Regions from separate parts of the Homo sapiens genome. Here region 2 is linked to region 1. The links are chromatin loops, found by intact Hi-C in ENCODE. Cell type or tissue: body of pancreas. All regions are shown on one strand. Each heading gives the region's core, and the rest is flanking DNA. Links, peaks and the distances in the headings are about the cores only.

Region 1 (8,327 bases), core at 250-8,249:
TTCTTTGCCCTTCTGCCATGTGAAGACACAGAAGGAGGTACCATCTTCGAAGCAGATCATGAGCCCTCACCTAACACCAAATCTGCTGGTGCTTTGATTGTAGACTTCCCAGCCTCCAGAACCGTGAGCAATGAATTCCCACTTTTTAGAAATTACCCAGTGTAAGGTATCTTGTTGTAGCAGCTCTAATGGACTCAGACATCTCACAGTTGTTTGGATATAGACGTTGCATTCACATTTATGTCAGAAAAGGTGGGAAACCAAGTAGGGAGAGTACACACACAGAGGAATGAGATACCTGAATAAGGGAAGTTCACAGGGAAGGTGAGAGGGATGGACAAAACTTAAACTTGGGGCCATTTCCCTTCCCCTTCAATCTATTCCTCGTGGACGTGCTGTTACAAAGTTGTTACCCACCCGCCAGGTGCGGTGGCTCACGCCTGTAATCCCTGCACTTTGGGAGCCCAAGGCGGGTGGATCACCTGAAGTCAGGATTTCAAGACCAGTCTGACCAACATGGTGAAACCCCCATCTCTACTAAATGCAAAAAAAAAAAAAAAAAAATTAGCTGGGCGTGGTGCGTGGTGGCGTACGCCTGTAATCTCAGCTACTTGGGAGGCTGAGGCAGGAGAATCGTTTGAACCCGGGAGGCGGAGGTTGCAGTGTGCCGAGATTGCACCACTGCACTCCAGCCTGGGCAACAAGAGTGAAACTCCGTCTCTCAAAATGAAACAAAACAAAAAAGTTGTTACCAACCATTCCTTGCCTCCTTGCAAAAAGGACTGCCTTCTTCAATGAGTGGAGTGGAATGGAGAAAAAGACAGCAATTTTCTCTCGGTTTCTCCTGGTCATAACTGTAAACTGGCCATAGGCTTCTCTGCATGCTTTCAGACTGAAAAGACTTGAGTGAAGGAATTCAATCTAAGGTATGAAAAATGGAGAAAAGCTTTAGAATTAGTTCTCTGTGGATCTAAGAGATCCCTATGCAGCAGCAGATTTTCAGATACTCTAGTAGGTCCCTGTATTTGGGGGATCTTGACTTTTCATCTTTCAGCTCACAGCAGGCACTTGACTCTCTGTGCTACTAACACTTAAGGTCCAGCCACTTTTCACAGCTTGTCCCAAAGTCAGTAATTTCCCTGGTGACCAGCAAGGGCTCTAGGGGCTGAGATGAGCAACTTATGACCTGTGTGAATGGTCCCAGAGTGGGAGGGGGCATGGGAAGACCTGCAGAAGGGCCTGCTCACATGTCTCCTCCTGTCCTTCTCAGACCCCCACCTGCACTGAGGAACACCTCTTTTCCCACCCCTCTGTTCCATTCATTTAATGGATTCGTCAAAAGCTCATCACTGAGCCAATTAGCAGCCCAGCTTCTCCACTGCCCCTTCACAAAGGGCTTCCACCTTGATTAAAGGACTGTGCCTGAGGAGATGCTGTGCTCACAAATGCCAGAGGGAGGAGGCAATGGGGCCTTACCCTAGAGGGAGGAATGGAGTGGGGGTGTTGAGAACTAAGAAAGAAACTGAACCAACATGAAATGTTGGGACTTTGGAATCTTTTCCAGAGTGAGATAATTTTCTTTTTTTTTTCTTTTTTTTTTTTTGAGATGGAGTCTCGCACTGTCGCCCAGGTTGGAGTGCAATGGCGCGATCTCTGCTCACTGTAATCTCTGCCTCCCGGGTTCAAGTCGTTCTCCTGCCTCAGCCTCCCGAGTAGCTGGGATTACAGGCGCATGCTGCCACGTCCGGCTAATTTTTTGTGTTTTAGTAGAGACAGGATTTCACCATGTTGCCCAGGCTGGTCTCGAACTCCTGAGCTCAGGCAATCCACCCGCCTCAGCCTCCCAAAGTGCTGGGATTACAAGCATGAGCCACCACACTCGGCCAATTTTCTTTTTTTTTTTTTTACCAACCGTCAGGCTCCATGACTTTGGGGACTGTGTGTACCCTCTAGAGCTCATGAGGCCCATCCCCTGCCTCCATGCATGAGGATGGCTTAGAGAAGACTGGTCCTTATTCAACTCTTCCCTCTCACTTGTCAGTGTCTTGGCTCCTGACCACAAGGTATGGAACCTTTAGGGCCCCCTCCAGACACAGAATCCAGCTTTGTCATCCTCTAACACAGAAAACATTTCAGGACTTCTTTGGGATGTTCGACCCACCTGGATGTGTCCTGGAACCCTACTACCTGTCTGCAGCAGGAAGTCAAACAGAAGGCAGCCATTCCCGTCTTCTCTATCAGCATTAGCAGCCACAGTTTAGAAATTCAGCCTGTGCTTTTCTCTAGGGCCTGCATCTGTGCAGACTTCTACCCTCAGGCTTCCCTACAAGATGCTCAGAAGGTACTGAACAGAACACGCACTTGCAAAAATGACCAAAAGCACAAAGGCAAGGGAATAGATCACCTTCTCCTTTCTACTTTCTATTCCCCTACATCTCTCTTTGACTTTAGAGCCCTAAAATTGCCATAGTTCTTAATTTTAGTCAACTTACTACTAATTTTAAAGTATACGAAAATTAGTTAATGACACTTATTAAGCACCTATTACGTGCAAGGTATTATCAAGCAAAATGTAGTGTTCTTACAGTTCCTTCTGTTTGCCTCATATTTTGCTGTTTTCCTGCGATGGTCAGTATATATTGCCTCCCATCACACACCATGTTTTTTGAGCAGCCAGAGACCCAGGCAAATCAATAAATGTTTATCAAATTTCTTTTTTTTTGAAACAGAGTCTCGCTCCGTCGCCCAGGATGGAGTGCAGTGGCGCGATCTCAGCTCACTGCAACGTCCGCCTCCCAGGTTCAAGCTATTCTCCTGCCTCAGCCTCCCAAGTAGCTGGGACTACAGGCACCCACCACCATGCCCAGCTACTTTTTTTTTGTATTTTTATTAGAGACGAGGTTTCACCATGTTAGCCAGGATGGTCTCTATCTCCTGACCTCGTGATCCGCCTGCCTCAGCCTCCCAAAGTGCTGGGATTACAGGCGTGAGCCACCACGCCCGGCCAAGTTTCTTCTATCTGTTACTAGCTTTGCACCTGTGGAAGAATACAATTGCATATCTGCCCTTGAGACCACTATGCTGTACAGTCTGTCAAATGTGTCTCCAAAACAATTAGAAACCATGCAAAGCAGCACATAAATAAATACTTATCGGCTATGATGGAGACTGAGGTTATGCTTTTTTTTTTTTTCTTGACACAGAGTCTTGCTCTGTCACCCAGGCTGGAGTGCAATGGTGTGATCTCTGCTCGCTGCAGCCTCTGCCTCCTGGGTTCATGCGATTCTCCTGCCTCAGCCTCCCAAGTAGCCGCGATTATCATGCCTGTAATCCCGGCACTTTGGGAGGCCAAGGTGGGTGGATCACCTGAGGTCAGGAGTTCGAGACCAGCCTGGCCAACATAGAGAAACCCTGTCTACGAAAAATACAAAAATTAGCTGAGTATGGAGGTTATGCTTTTAAAGAGCAAGATGGAAATGGTTCTTGGGAAAATAACTACAGAAAGAGTTGGTTTCCTGGCCGGGTGCGGTGGCTCATGCCTGTAATCCCAGCACTGTGGGAGGCCGAGGCGGGTAGATCACTTGAGGTCAGGAATTCCAGACCAGCCTGGCCAACATGGTGAAACCCCGTCTCTACTAAAAATACAAAAATTAGCCGGGCGTGGTGGCGGGCACCTGTAATCCCAGCTACTCAGGAGGCTGAGGAAGGAGAATCACTGGAACCCAGGAGGCGGAGGTTGCAGTGAGCTGAGATCACGCCACTGCCCTCCAGCCTGGGCTACAGAACGAGACTCCGTCTCAAATTAAAAAAAAAGAAAAAAGAAAGAAAGAGTTGGTTTCCACTGTTTCAAGACTAATGGAAGAAACTGTTCTCATGAAGAATGGGAAGGACAACCTATAGACTCACAGGAAGCTAAGGGGTAGGGTGGGAACCTTGCCTGAGTTAAGAATAAGGAAACTAGGCAAATTCCTCTCTGCAAAATGATGGTAACACTACTGCCTGCCTCATGGTGGTGAGGATTAGAACAGTGTCTTGCAAGTAGTAAGCTCAATGTCAGTGTTCACTACACTACTACTGTTTTCGTTCTTAGGTGAACTGTTTTACTTTGGGACTGGCTAGAGGTGGGGGTTGGGGGACTGGCTTATATTATGGTGTCTTAGGTTAGTGACTGAAACACACTGACAATCTTTGTTCCTGGCAAAGCAACACTATGCTCTCATTTCAATCCCACTTATAAATTCTGCAATGGAAAAAATGGAGCTGGCCCTTAGGGAACTCACTATAGGGGCCTGAGACTTGGGCCATGCTCTCACTAAACCCTCTGGCGGAAGACCTTCGGGCCACCCAGCCCCACCTGGAGGTGGAAGGTGATTAAATGGATGATCTCACCCGGTCCCTTTTGAGAGGGCCTGAGTCTGTGATCCTGTAAACAGACTCCTATGCATTGCAAACCATGGGCGTTTTTGTGGATTGTTCTTTGTTCAGAAAAAGCCAGAGCAGTTTTGAGAAGTCTGCAGAATGTTAGAGCTGTCACTTCTAAAGTAATGTAACGCTGTCTGTTACCCCACCTATCAGCAAAGCAAAGCAAGGTATATGTCTCCATGAGTCAGGGTTTATTTAATATTCACAACCCCGGCAGTTTTTTGACTGATGAAAATATTTTGCAAACAGAACCTGGTCCTGTTTTTCTCCTCACTCTTTCCCCCTGCCAAATGTAGAGTGAGAGGTTGGCAGAGGCAGTGCTAAACTAGTAGGGCTGAGGAGATACTATCTCCGTCTCCTTGTAACACAAAACATTTATTTTGCTGGGAGTGAACACAAAATTGAAAAGGGGCCAAGATTTCTGGGAGCAGGAGGTTTGGTTTTCCCCCTGGCTGGACTGCCTGGTTTGTTGACTTTCTGCCTTTGCCACCCCCTGAGCCACACACCAGCCTTACCTAAGACATAGACCATTACAAAGGCAGCTCTAGAAGCACCAGACTACCCCCACCCCAGCTCCAGGGGAGAGGACCAGCCATTATTCAGCAAATGAGTCAGCCGTGAGTGACAAAGCCAGGCTTGGTGACTCCCTTCCCCACTTGTTGCCTTGCCCTCTAGCTGTCTGTCCAGGGACCCAAAAGCCGAGTGATGGATGTCCCAAATGCAGACACCACTCGGAGACCCACCCGGCAGCTAGGCAGACATAGCAGGCACTTTGCTGAGGGCCTAACTCCCATGCTGCAGGATGACTGTATATCAAGATCTGTGATCACTGCGGAAGTCTCATTTTCCCAGACTTGGTTCCGCAGCTGTGCTGCCTTCAGATGCTGCCTTGGTTGAAATCCTGGCTCTTACTAGGTATGTGGCCATGGGCAGGTTATTTATCTTTCCCATGTTTCAATGTCCTTATCTTCAAAATAGGGATAATAATAGCACCTTTCTCCTAGGCTGTTGTGAGAATTAGACCAGCACGCTCACCATAGGTATTAGTTATGTGAGTACTATTACTGTCAAAGGTAAGGTAGGAGTATAGTTTCCTCTTATACTCTCAGCTTCACAGTGCCAGAGTCATTGACACCTGCTCTCAACTGCCTCGCTGTGCCCTCAACGCTCAGCCCTGGTGCCTCTGCCAGGGCTCTCTGCATGAAGAGTCGCCTTCCCCTTACATCAGGGCTGGCTTTGTGTTGTCTCTGAAACTTCTTGGACCTTGCCAGCGTGTTCTTTGGTCCTCTTCTTACGTGGAACTGCCAGTATCAGTGTGCCACTGAGCCTCAGTCTGTTCCATGATTTGTTTATTTTTAAATTTTATTTTATTTTATTTTTAGAGACTGGGTCTCACTCTGTGGCCCAGGCTGGAGTGCAGTGGCATGATCATGGCTCACTGCAGCCTCAAACTCCTGATCTCAAGTGATCTGTCTGCCACAGCCTCGCGAGGAGCTAGGACCACGGGCACTCACCACCATGGCTGGCTAATTTTCTCTCTCTTTTTTATTTTTGTAGAAATGGGAGTCTGTGTTGCCCAGGCTGGTCTCAAATTCCTGGCCTCAAGTAATACTCCTGCCTCAGCATCCCAAGGCACTGGGATAACAGGCTTGAGCCACAGCGTGCCTGGCCTATTTAAAACCTTTTCTTTCAAGAAAACAGAAGTATCTTAGGGGATTTAGAACCATACTACTATGGTCCTGCTTCAGAAAATCTACTATCTCTTTATGTATTTTTTCATCTAACTCAGTTTTGTTGTGCATTGTTTAGGTCAGAGTTGTTTAAGCTCAGCACTATTGATATTTTGGGCCAGATAATTCCATGTGGTGGGGACTCTCTTGAGCAGTTGAGAATGTTTAACGGCAACCCTGGCCCTCCCCCCACTAGATGCCAGTAGCACCCACTCCTCTGGTTGTGGCAAAATATCTCTAGACATTGCCAGTGTCCTCTGGGATAAGGTTGTCAGATTTAGCAAATAAATTTGATATCAAAATTAGCAAATATATTTGATATCAAAATATATTTTATCTGGCAGCCTTCCTCTGTGGGCAAAAATCACTCCAGGTTGGGAACCACGGGTTTAAATACCCTACACGTTCACATTCATTTACTCACATGATAACTGCGTCAGGTAGTTACTAGCAACCCATTCTAAAGATGAGGAAACTGAGTCTTGAAGAAGGAAAGTGGCTTGCCCACAGTCACCCAGGTCGATGGCTCATTTCAGTGCTCTTTCCATTTTATTACAGTGGCCCAACAGAGCTCAGCCTCTTGCAATATCTTCCTTGTTTATGAACATTCAGGAGGCTCCATTCCAACTCTTCTGGGCTGATGCTCTGATGATTGGGACATCGATTGTGTGAAGGGCCAAACTAGACATTGTCCTACAAACCTCTCCACCTCACACAGCTCTGAAAACGTTTCTTGGAGAGGAGGCAAAGGGAGAGGAAGGGAAAGGAACAGCAGGGGGTGCAGGGTCCCCGCCTCCCACAGCTCCGCAGCCAAAGCCTGGAGAGACAAAAGGCAGTGCGGCGCAGGGGTGATTATTTCCCTTGCTCTATCACCCAGCTCAATGGGGCATTCTGGATGCCTGCCCTCCGATGCCCAGGGGCCTTATTAACAGACCTCAGCTGTTGCCCAAAGCCCTTACCTCACCCAAGAGGGCTCTATTTGCATGATAATGCCCTCCTTGGGGGAATTATTGCTTAATTAAAGAACAGCAATCACTTTAATTAGCATGCCTCCTTGCTCCCTGGTACTTTGCATGGATTCAAATGAGCTCCTCATTAGGTATTGGCACTTGGACAAATCGAGGGCCTCTGGCTGGGAAGGGAGGCTCCCAGGGCAGGCAGCCCCAGCCGGGACCTCAATGGCGGGGAGGCCCAGCCCTGCCAAGAACACAACCCCGGCTTTGTGAAGGGAATGGCAGACAGGGCCTGGGCCAGCACCCTTTGAGGCCCACAACAGGGCACACAGGGGAGGGCCAGGCCCTGGAGGGTGGTGTTTGCAGGCGCCGGCCAAGGGCTCTCTCTTTGCCTCTGTCCGCTTGAGCTACACCCCCCTTTCAGCTCTTTTGCCATTGGCATTTAGCTGTATTACACCATCCTCCTCCTCCCGTAAGAATGTTTGGAGCCTTTCTCCATCAGTCCCCGCTACACCCATGCGCACCTGGCTCAGTCTCAGTGCCCCTCAGACTCTTCACTCCCAGTTTTGGAGTGCAGTTTTCTCTTCTAACTGGTAATGTAGGAGGATGGCACATAAAACAAAACAAGCAAACAAGAAAACACACCTGTCTTCATCCAGAGATGGTATCTCTCTCCCAGGGCAAGATCACCCTGCTCTTTAGCTTCTCTCCCCTGAGATCTAGAAAGAATCCAGGAACAACTCCACCCACAGACCCCTGAGCTGCATTTCCAGAAATAGGGGCCACTGTGGATTCTCACCACCACAACTCACCCTCCCCCAATCATTAATAAAACCTAGGTTATTTTGTGGGCCACCGAACTACTGCTTTCAGCACATGGAGTCCGACGCCGACCTAATTATACTTTGATATTTCTCTTGATCTCTGTTAGAGTAGAGCAACTGGCTCCCCTCCAGGAAGAATCTTCTTCCTCTGCCTGGATGTCAGTGTACCTAAAATCACCTGACTTTTGTTCTCCTTCCTACCTCTGTCTCTCTCTCTTTCTCTCTGTCTCTCTATCTATCTCTTACACGCACACACACACACACACACACACTCTCCACGGAGAAGGTAAAAATGTCTCTAGGTTTGTATTCAAGAGATCTGGTTTCCAGTCTAAGCTTAGCATCCAGGGAAGAAGCATCTGTCTCAACTCTTTTCTGGAGTTTTCAGGAAGAGAGAG
Region 2 (8,327 bases), core at 104-8,103, 45 kb after region 1:
AACAGGTCTAGGCTTCCAGGGGTGGGCAGAGGCTCCTACTTCAAATAAGCAATCACAGCCGAGTATGCTCATTAGCAGTGGAGGCAGGTACAGAATGCAGAAGGGGGAGGTGGGGGAAACAGCATTCGAATTTGCCTTGAGAAATCAGGGAAGGCCTCCAGGAGGAGACAGGGCATGAGTTGAGCCTGGAAAGCTGAATAGGAGGTTTTCTGGTGGACAAGTGGAGAAAGAGCAGTGTAGGTAGAAGAAGGAGCAAATGCAAAGACACAAGAAAAAAATCGAGTCACAGGAAAGCCTGCTGTGTTCTGGGAGTTCGGACAATGAATGGCAGTGCTGCTATGGCTTAAAGAGGAGAGCTTGGCGGGGGAAATGAAGTTCGGCTGACAGATGGGACCAGAGCATAAAGGATTTTTTAATGCTATGTTAAAGAATTTAGATTTTACCCTGAGTGATGAGAAGCCACTAAAGCATTTTAAGTAAGGGAGTGATGGACAAGATTTATTTTATAAAAAGACCATTCTTGGGGCTATGGGTAGTATGGATCGGCTATGGTCAGGACAGGCTGAAGGGAAACCAGCTGGGAGACTAGCAAGAAGTGAGAGCCTGATCTAAGGAAGCCAAAATGGGGCTAGAGGCCGGGCATGGTGGCTCACGCCTGTAATCCCGGTACTTTAGGAGGCCAAGGCAGGAGGATCACAAGGTCAGGAGTTTGAGACCAGCCTGGCCAACATGGTGAAACCCCGTCTCTACTAAAAATACAAAAATTAGCCAGGCGAGATGGCGGCGCCTGTAATCCCGGCTACTCGGGAGGTAGAGGCAGGCGAATCACTTGAACTTGGGAGTCGGAGGTTGCAGTGAGCCAAGATCTCGCCATTGCACTCCAGCCTGGTGACAGAGCAAGACTCCATCTCAAAAAAAAAAAAAAAAAAAAGCTGGGGGAGGTGGGCTAGAGTTGGGGGGGGTGGGCTAGAGGTGGGCAGATGCATGCTTAAGCAGGAAACCTGGCAAGACAGACTGGGTGTTAAGAATGAGGCAGAAGGCCTGGGAAATGTTGACACCCTTCTCCAGGATCGGATCTTCAGAAATGTGAGCAGACTCAGAGGGAAGCAAGAGTCCTGCTTTGGTCTCAGAGAACTTAAGGTGGAGCTCAGAACAAAGTCCTTGGCTGGATATGCAGATCTGGGGTCATGGGCATGAGGGTGTAGCTTAGCTGGAAGTGGGGAGTGTGCAGAGGGAGGAGGGAAGACAGCATTGGATAGCCACAGGTAGCCATGGGAAATCCCAACCAATGTGCATGCATCTACTGGAGAAAAGAGGACCCACAAAGGAGACTGAAAAGAATCTTAGAAAGTTGTAGAAGAGATCCAGGAAAGAGCAGTGTCACGCAGCACGAAGGGGCAAAGCATGTCAGGACTGCGGGGAAGGTCAATGATGTCAAACACTGCTGGACAAGTCCAGTAAGGAAAAGACTGAAATGTGACTACAGGTGGTCCCTGATGACTTCACAGAGGGCATTTCTTTCTTTTTTTTCTTTTTTTTTTTTTTTGAGATGGAGTCTCACTCTGTCACCCAGGCTGGAGTGCAATGGCACAATCTCAGCTCACTGCAACCTCCGCCTCCCGGGTTCAGGTGATTCTTCCACCTCAGCCTCCTGAGTAGCTGGGATTACAGGCACCTGCCATCATGCCCAGCTAATTTTTATATTTTTGTAGAGATGGGTTTTCACTATGTTGGCCAGGCTGGTCTTGAACTGCTGACATCAGGTGATCTGCCCAACTCGGCCTCCCAAAGTGCTGGGATGACAGGCGTGAGCCACCGTGCCTGACCCACAGAGGGCATTTCTGTGATGACAGTGCATGCCAGGCTACAATGCGTTGTGGAGTCAATGTGACATGAAGGGAGAAAAAACAGGGGACACTTACGAGAGGCTTGACTAAAAGAGAAGACATGAGGGGTCATAGAGACTTCAGGTGGAAGGAAGGTTTCATTTTGTTTTTTAGTACGGGAAATACTTGAATGAGTATGTATGGCTAAGGAGAGGTGGAGCTTAAAGATTCAGAAAAGTCTCAGGACGAAAGAGAGGACCTTAGAGCAAGGTCCCGGAGGACACAGGAAGAAATGGGATCCCGATGACATACCCCTCTTCCTGAAACATTCTTAGCTCACATCAGCGGAAACAGACTCTGAGACTCTGAGGTTTTCATGAAGGAGGATTACTGGGGGGAGATCTGAGGAACCAGCCCTGACAGGGAGACCTCATGGAAAACGAGGGTGGCTGAGGCATGGAGGTTTGTAGAGCGTCGCAGGCAATGGAGGAAATTCTTTCCTGATGGACTCCTTTTTCTTTTCAAAATGAGAAATTGTTGAAAAAAAGTGCTCGAGATCTCCAGAAGAGTGGAAAAGGCCTGGAATGACCTTAGATGACAGTAGGAATCACAAGCTGGGATTAGTTTGTACCCTGGAGGGTGCAACAAAGATCAGATGCCATAAATCTGTGGTGTTACCATCTTTTAGGCTGAGTGATTTTTCCCTAGTCGGGCTCTGCATCCCAGAAATACAAGCAGAAGAGGAGGCTGAGGGTGAGGTTAACCTAAGGCACATTTCTGGGCTTCTGGCCTACTCTCTACTCCTGCTGGGCGCCTGTCTCCAGCTGGGACGAAGGGAAGAGCCTGCAGGTCATGCCTCTACTTGAAGCTTCCTTCTCTCTCTCAGGGTTGCTATTTATTATGTCTTGGCCAGTGCACCAATCCAAAAGTTGAAAAAAAGCAGAGTACACATCAAACCATTCCCAGAATCAAACTCTAGGATGATTTAAAGATCAGTGAGTCAGATACATGTGGATTAAATTTTCCTCTAACTACATACTTGGTTAGAAAATCCTAGCCTGGGACTTGGAAGTGATGGGTCCTGTTTGGGACACCCAAGTTGCTATAAAGAGGTACAACGTGTGTTCAGTTCCAGTCCCTGGATCATCAGGCAAGGTCTGAAAACCTCTGTTTGAGACGGCATAAATTCCCAGGACTGCAGACCACTGGACCAAACTTCTAGGAGGCAAGACTTGTGGACCCTGGTGAGAACCCAAGCCAAACCTTTCATGGGGCCAGCCTTGGGAGAAACTGGCCCTGCTTGGCTGGCTTCTGCTACCGTCACTCATCCTTTCTAAGTGAGGGCAGCCTTGAGGCCACAAAACAAAGGCCAAAATGGCTTCAAGGACAGTAAGCTCAAGGTAAGTTTGGATAACTTCTTTAGATCAAAAAAGAGGAACTCCAGGTTAGAAGGCAGGTAATTTTCTGGAATAAATGAGTTTGAAAATATAAAAGTATGGAGAAGAAAAGAGCAACATTTTGTTAGGGACAGAAAAAAAAAAAAAAAAAGAGTCAAAAGACCCCAGTCTTCACTCTGGTTCTGTAATTTTAAGGAAGTCACTATCCCCTTGAGGTTTTGGCACCCTCTGCTGAAAATGTAAAGGTTTGGATTCGATGATGACTCATCTTTTATTTCTGATCTTACTTATCTAGTTTTATGTCCTTTATGCTCAATTTAAGCTCTTCCATGCTCTGCATTTCCCATATCCATTTTTCTTCCTCCCAAGGGGCATGAAAGTATTTGGTGAGCTAAAAGATGTTGGCTTTCTCTTCCTGTTTCTTGCTCAAACCCCAGTCGGTTCTCCAAGCTGTCATTAAACCATCCATCCATTCATTCATTCATTCATTGATACCAGTTTCCCTCCACCACTCTAACTGGAGCTGAGCAATTAGACACATGGTAACCTTGTGTGCAAGAAGTTAAGAAGTCTACCAGGGACTCCAGAGGCCAAAAAATTGGGCAAAAATTAGGCAAGGGGCAGGCCCACTTGGACCCCATACTTCTCCCTCATCAGTTAGCAAAGGGAGAGTCTCTTTTTCCAGCCCTCTCTCCCTCTGCTCATACCTTGGTGAAAGGAAATAATGACCCACAATGTGACCCCATGCCGAGGACGGAGAGGGGAGAGAGATACGCAAGGGTGATGAGGCTTTGTGGCAGGTGGCAGTAGCTGGCAGCTCTCCACGCCTTGATCCCAAGGCCACATTCTCTGGTGGGAGGGGAGCCAGGAAGAGATCCTTGAAATGGAACACTGGAGTGCTCAGGATGGACCAGGCTCCACAACAGCTGCCCTGCAGATGGGGAAGAGCATTTGAATCTTGAGTTTATATTTCTAGAAAAACTCCCCCTCCCACTCTCCCTTGCTGTATTATGGGTTTTTTTGTGAGGTTTAGAAAAATAAACAGAATCTAACAATAACTGTCTGAAAGTGCTAAATTACCAAGAAAGACGTAACAGATTAGCAGTGCAAACTGAGCCTGGGTGGGAGACAGCCAGCACACGAGGGATCTGAGAACGACCCATAGGGTGGTGGTTTCTCTGCTCTTCCTCCTCCCGCAGAATGAGCTGTCTTCACACACTGCAGCCTCTCTGGTGGAGCTGAAGGCTGAGCTGCATTGTCCAGAGAGCCTGAGGTTTAGAAATGGGGTACCATGTCCACTTTCAAACCAGCAACACCCCCAGACTTGAAAAGATCTGGCTCATGCCATCAAGTCCATCTCTGGCTCTCAGGTAGGACTGCTCCTGTCACCCTGGTTGGAGGTGAAACTCTTTTCTGTTTCTAGAGACAACCTTCTCAGATGAACCTGGAGGGCATTACGTTAAGTGAAATAAGCCAGGCATAGAAAGATAAAGACTGCGTGATGTCACTTATATGTGGAATGTAAGAAAGTCCAACTCATAGAAACAGAGTAAAATGGTGGATCCCAGAGGCTGTTGGGTTGGAGGATTGAGGAGATATTGATCAAAGAACACAAAACTTCAGTTAGACAGGAGGAATATGTTCAGGAGACCTATTGTACATCAGGGCAACTACAGTTCAAAACAATATATCTTATATTTTAAAATTGCTCAGAGAGTAGATTTTACATGTTCTTAACCACCATTAAATAAGGATGTCAAATAATACATATGTTCAATAGTTTGAATTAGCCATGCTGGCCTGTATACATATATCAAAACATGATGTTATATGCCATAAATAGGCACAAGTTTTACTTGTCAATTTTTTTAAAAATAAGCTTTTAAAAAGAAACAACCTTCTTTATCTTTTCCCCAGGAATCTGGGAAGGTGTTTAGGCAAGTAATGATTCAAAACTCCCAGAATGTGGGAATCAAAAGGATCTTAGAATACGGCCCCCATCCTTCACTTTACAAATAAATGAACTGAGGTTCACAGGGAGGAAGCACCTTGCCCAAGATCCCCCAGCTGGTGAGTGGCAGAGCTGGGACTAGAACCCGGGTCTCCTGAATCCCTGCAGATGCACATTCTGTAGCAGCTACTTCCAGGCCTTCCATCCAATTGCCCAATTCCCCTTTCCTCATTATTTTTCACTGGGTTGTGTCCAGTGAATTTATATGCTTTTGGCCAATCTGCAACTGTAGCTTCTATGATTTTGAAGTTCTCATATCTTAACCTTAAGGTCTTCTCAGAGATCGAGACCATCCTGGCTAACACAGTGAAATACCGTCTCTACTAAAAATACAAAAAATTAGCTGGGCGTGGTGGCGGGCGCCTGTAGTCCCAGATACTCGGGAGGCTGAGGCAGGAGAATGGTGTGAACCCGGGAGGCGGAGCTTGCAGTGAGCTGAGATAGCGCCACTGCACTCTGGCCTGGGTGAAAGAGCGAGACTCCATCTCAAAAAAAAAAACAAAAAAAAAACAAAAAAAAACAAGTCTCCTCAGTTAAAGTCAGTAGCTTACCTTTCTTGAGCCCCTGCTATTTGTCAGCCACCAGTAACTCAAAGGTGAAAAAGGCACAGTGCCTGTCTTTAAACACTGATGGCCAGGAGCAGTGGCTCACACTTGTAATCCCAGCACTTTGGGAGGCCAAGGTGGGCAGATCACCTGAGGTCAGGAGTTCAAGACCAGCCTGGCCAACATGGTGAAACCCCGTGTCTACTAACGATACAAAAATTAGCCGGGCATGGTGGTGCATACCTGTAATCCCAGCTACTCAGGAGGCTGAGGCAGGAGAATCACTTGAACTTGGGAGGCAGAGGTTGCAGTGAGCCGAGATTGCACCATTGCACTCCAGCCTGGGCAACAGAGCAAGACTCCAACTCAAAAAAAAAAAAAAAAAAAAGATTGACATGAAGCCAGAGGGGAACTCTGGGGTTCTTTCTGACTAACAACCTGAACTCCTTCTGCTAACTCTACCTATTGCCCCACTACATCTTCAGGATGTGTGCGGGATGGGTTAGGAAGTAGAAGTTACCAGGTTAAGCTATGGTCTGTGAGGCACTGTCCTGGGTTCTGGAAGAGAGACCTCCCTACTCTCCAGGAGACATGTGAAAGACCAGCTTCTAGTTTACTAACAGATGCAGGGACAGATAACTGGGATTTGAATTATACCTCCACTATTTACTAGCAATGAGACCACAGGCAAATTATCTAATCTTTCTGGGCCTCAATCTCTTCTGAAATGAGGATAGTAAAGCCCATCTTATAAGGCTGTTATGAAAATCAAACAAAATATGTGAACTCCCTAGTTCCATGCCTACTGCACAGGAGACCTCAAAAATGCTACTTTCTTTCCTTTCTCTTGAATTCTAGTCTTATGTGACTGTGTGTTACCCAGAGCATGATGATTACTGAAGATTTAAATGTGTATTAGTCTGTTCTCACACTGCTAATAAAGACATACCTGAGACTGGGTAATTTATAAAAGAAAGTAGTTTAATTGACTCACAGTTCCATATGGCTGGGGAGGCCTCGCAATCATGGAGGAAGGCAAATGACGAGCAAAGTCACGTCTCACATGGTGGCAGGCAAGAGAGCTTGTGTAGGGGAACTCTGCTTTATAAAACCATCAGATCTTATGAGATTTATTCACTATCATGAGAACAGCACAGGAAAGATCTGACCTTATGATTCAATTACCTCCCACCAGGATCCTCCCGTGATATGTGGGAATTATAGGAGCTACAATTCAAGATGAGATTTGGGTGGAGACACAGTCAAACCATATCCCAGTGCTTTGTGGAGAGACTGTTTCACTGCTATTCTCTTCCAAGCACAGCAAAGGGGGCTGGCTGGCCACCCGCTCCCTTGTAAGTGTGACTTCCCACTTCGAGTCTGCCTGGTGTAGACCCTGATCTTGGCTCAGCACGACAACCCTTCCTTCAGGCTAAACTCTCTCCCTTGGCATCCACCACTGGAAAAGGATGAGCTGCCCTAATCTGAGCCACACTCTATCTCTTTTGAAGAAACAAAAGTGAGAGGAAGCCATGGGGGAGATGCGTTCCTCCTTGATGCATCATAAAAGACACACAGATTTAATGTCAGAAGACAGGCTGGAAAGCCAGCCCTTCCTCCACATCCGTGTCATCCTAGCCTCACTGACCCTCAGTTTCTTGATCTGTGAGAAGGGAACACAAAAGCTGTTTCAGTTAGTTACTGTGAAGATTAAATTTGAAAAGACATACGAATAGTCATAACAAAGAGGAAAGTATTAACGCTACGTCGATACCACTTTACTATTATTGTCTCTTCTCCTGTTCCCCTGACACATCTCAAGTGAGAGCAGGCCCAGGCCAAATCTGCAGAAATTCAGTTTTATTCTTGCTAAGCAGCAGTCCTACCTGATGCTCTCCAGTCGGTAAGGGCAGGGCCCTCCTCTCTCCACCTGAGCTGTGGGAGGCAGGAGGCAAAAGGCCAGTCCCAGAACGGGAACCACGGAGCTGTCTCCTTCTCCATCTGTCTCTGGGGGAGTGCTCTTGGCAAGGAGCAACCGTTCCAAAGGCAAATGTCCAAGGTGAAATCCATCACGGGGCCCTGGACTGGGAAAAGATAGAGGAAAGTAAATCAAGCCTCTCTGAGATAAGAAGACACAGCCTGGAGCATTTAAAAAATGCAACTCTACCAGCTGCCCACTTTTGCGAAGTTTTAAGGCAGAGGACTATGCTAGGTAAGAAGGAACCCAGACCCCATCCCCCTATTTAAAAAGTGGGAGGAGCCCCGATGTGGGGCTTCTCTCTTCTCTCTCCCTCTTACTGCAAGTCTCAGCCAGAGAGGAGCAAAAGGCATTTTTAATGAATCTCTCTCAGCAAAGAAACAGGGAAACATGGAGGCCGTCCGTTTGGTATCAGAGATTAAGGACAAGGGTTCTAGGGTCAGGCATTCTGGGTTCTAATCCTGACTTTTACACTATACGTGTAGTCTTAAACAATCAACTTAATCTCTATGAACCACAGTTTCCAACAGGGATAATATTACGCTATCTTATAGAACTGTTTTCAAGACT

The links. Hi-C counts contacts between places; a loop is a spot of excess contacts. Peaks named below come from ENCODE experiments on the same cell type or tissue, not always from the same donor. Only the 100,000 strongest peaks of a DNase experiment are listed, where the experiment ranks them.
Region 2: it touches region 1 in a loop (2.1-fold over the local background); 32 of 110 quality-filtered maps call a loop at or near these places.

Annotation. Positions count from the first base shown.
Region 1 is chr11:126,075,479-126,083,805 of GRCh38, forward strand. No RefSeq gene overlaps it. Among named protein-coding and RNA genes, the nearest start is that of CDON, 17 kb to the left of the region's middle. RefSeq lists an enhancer at 1,166-1,667. In body of pancreas, for the core only: no CTCF peak of the experiment used is centred there; a DNase peak (open chromatin) is centred at 4,953; H3K27ac peaks cover 2,015 bases.
Region 2 is chr11:126,120,331-126,128,657 of GRCh38, forward strand. It overlaps LOC105369591, which reads right to left. Exons shown (of 4, transcript XM_017018656.2): 2 at 7,666-7,863; 3 at 4,304-4,473; 4 at 3,476-4,154. The coding sequence ends at 3,925. It overlaps LOC124902784 (a long non-coding RNA gene), which reads left to right and starts at 3,131. Exons shown (of 2, transcript XR_007062938.1): 1 at 3,131-3,226. In body of pancreas, for the core only: no CTCF peak of the experiment used is centred there; no DNase peak of the experiment used is centred there.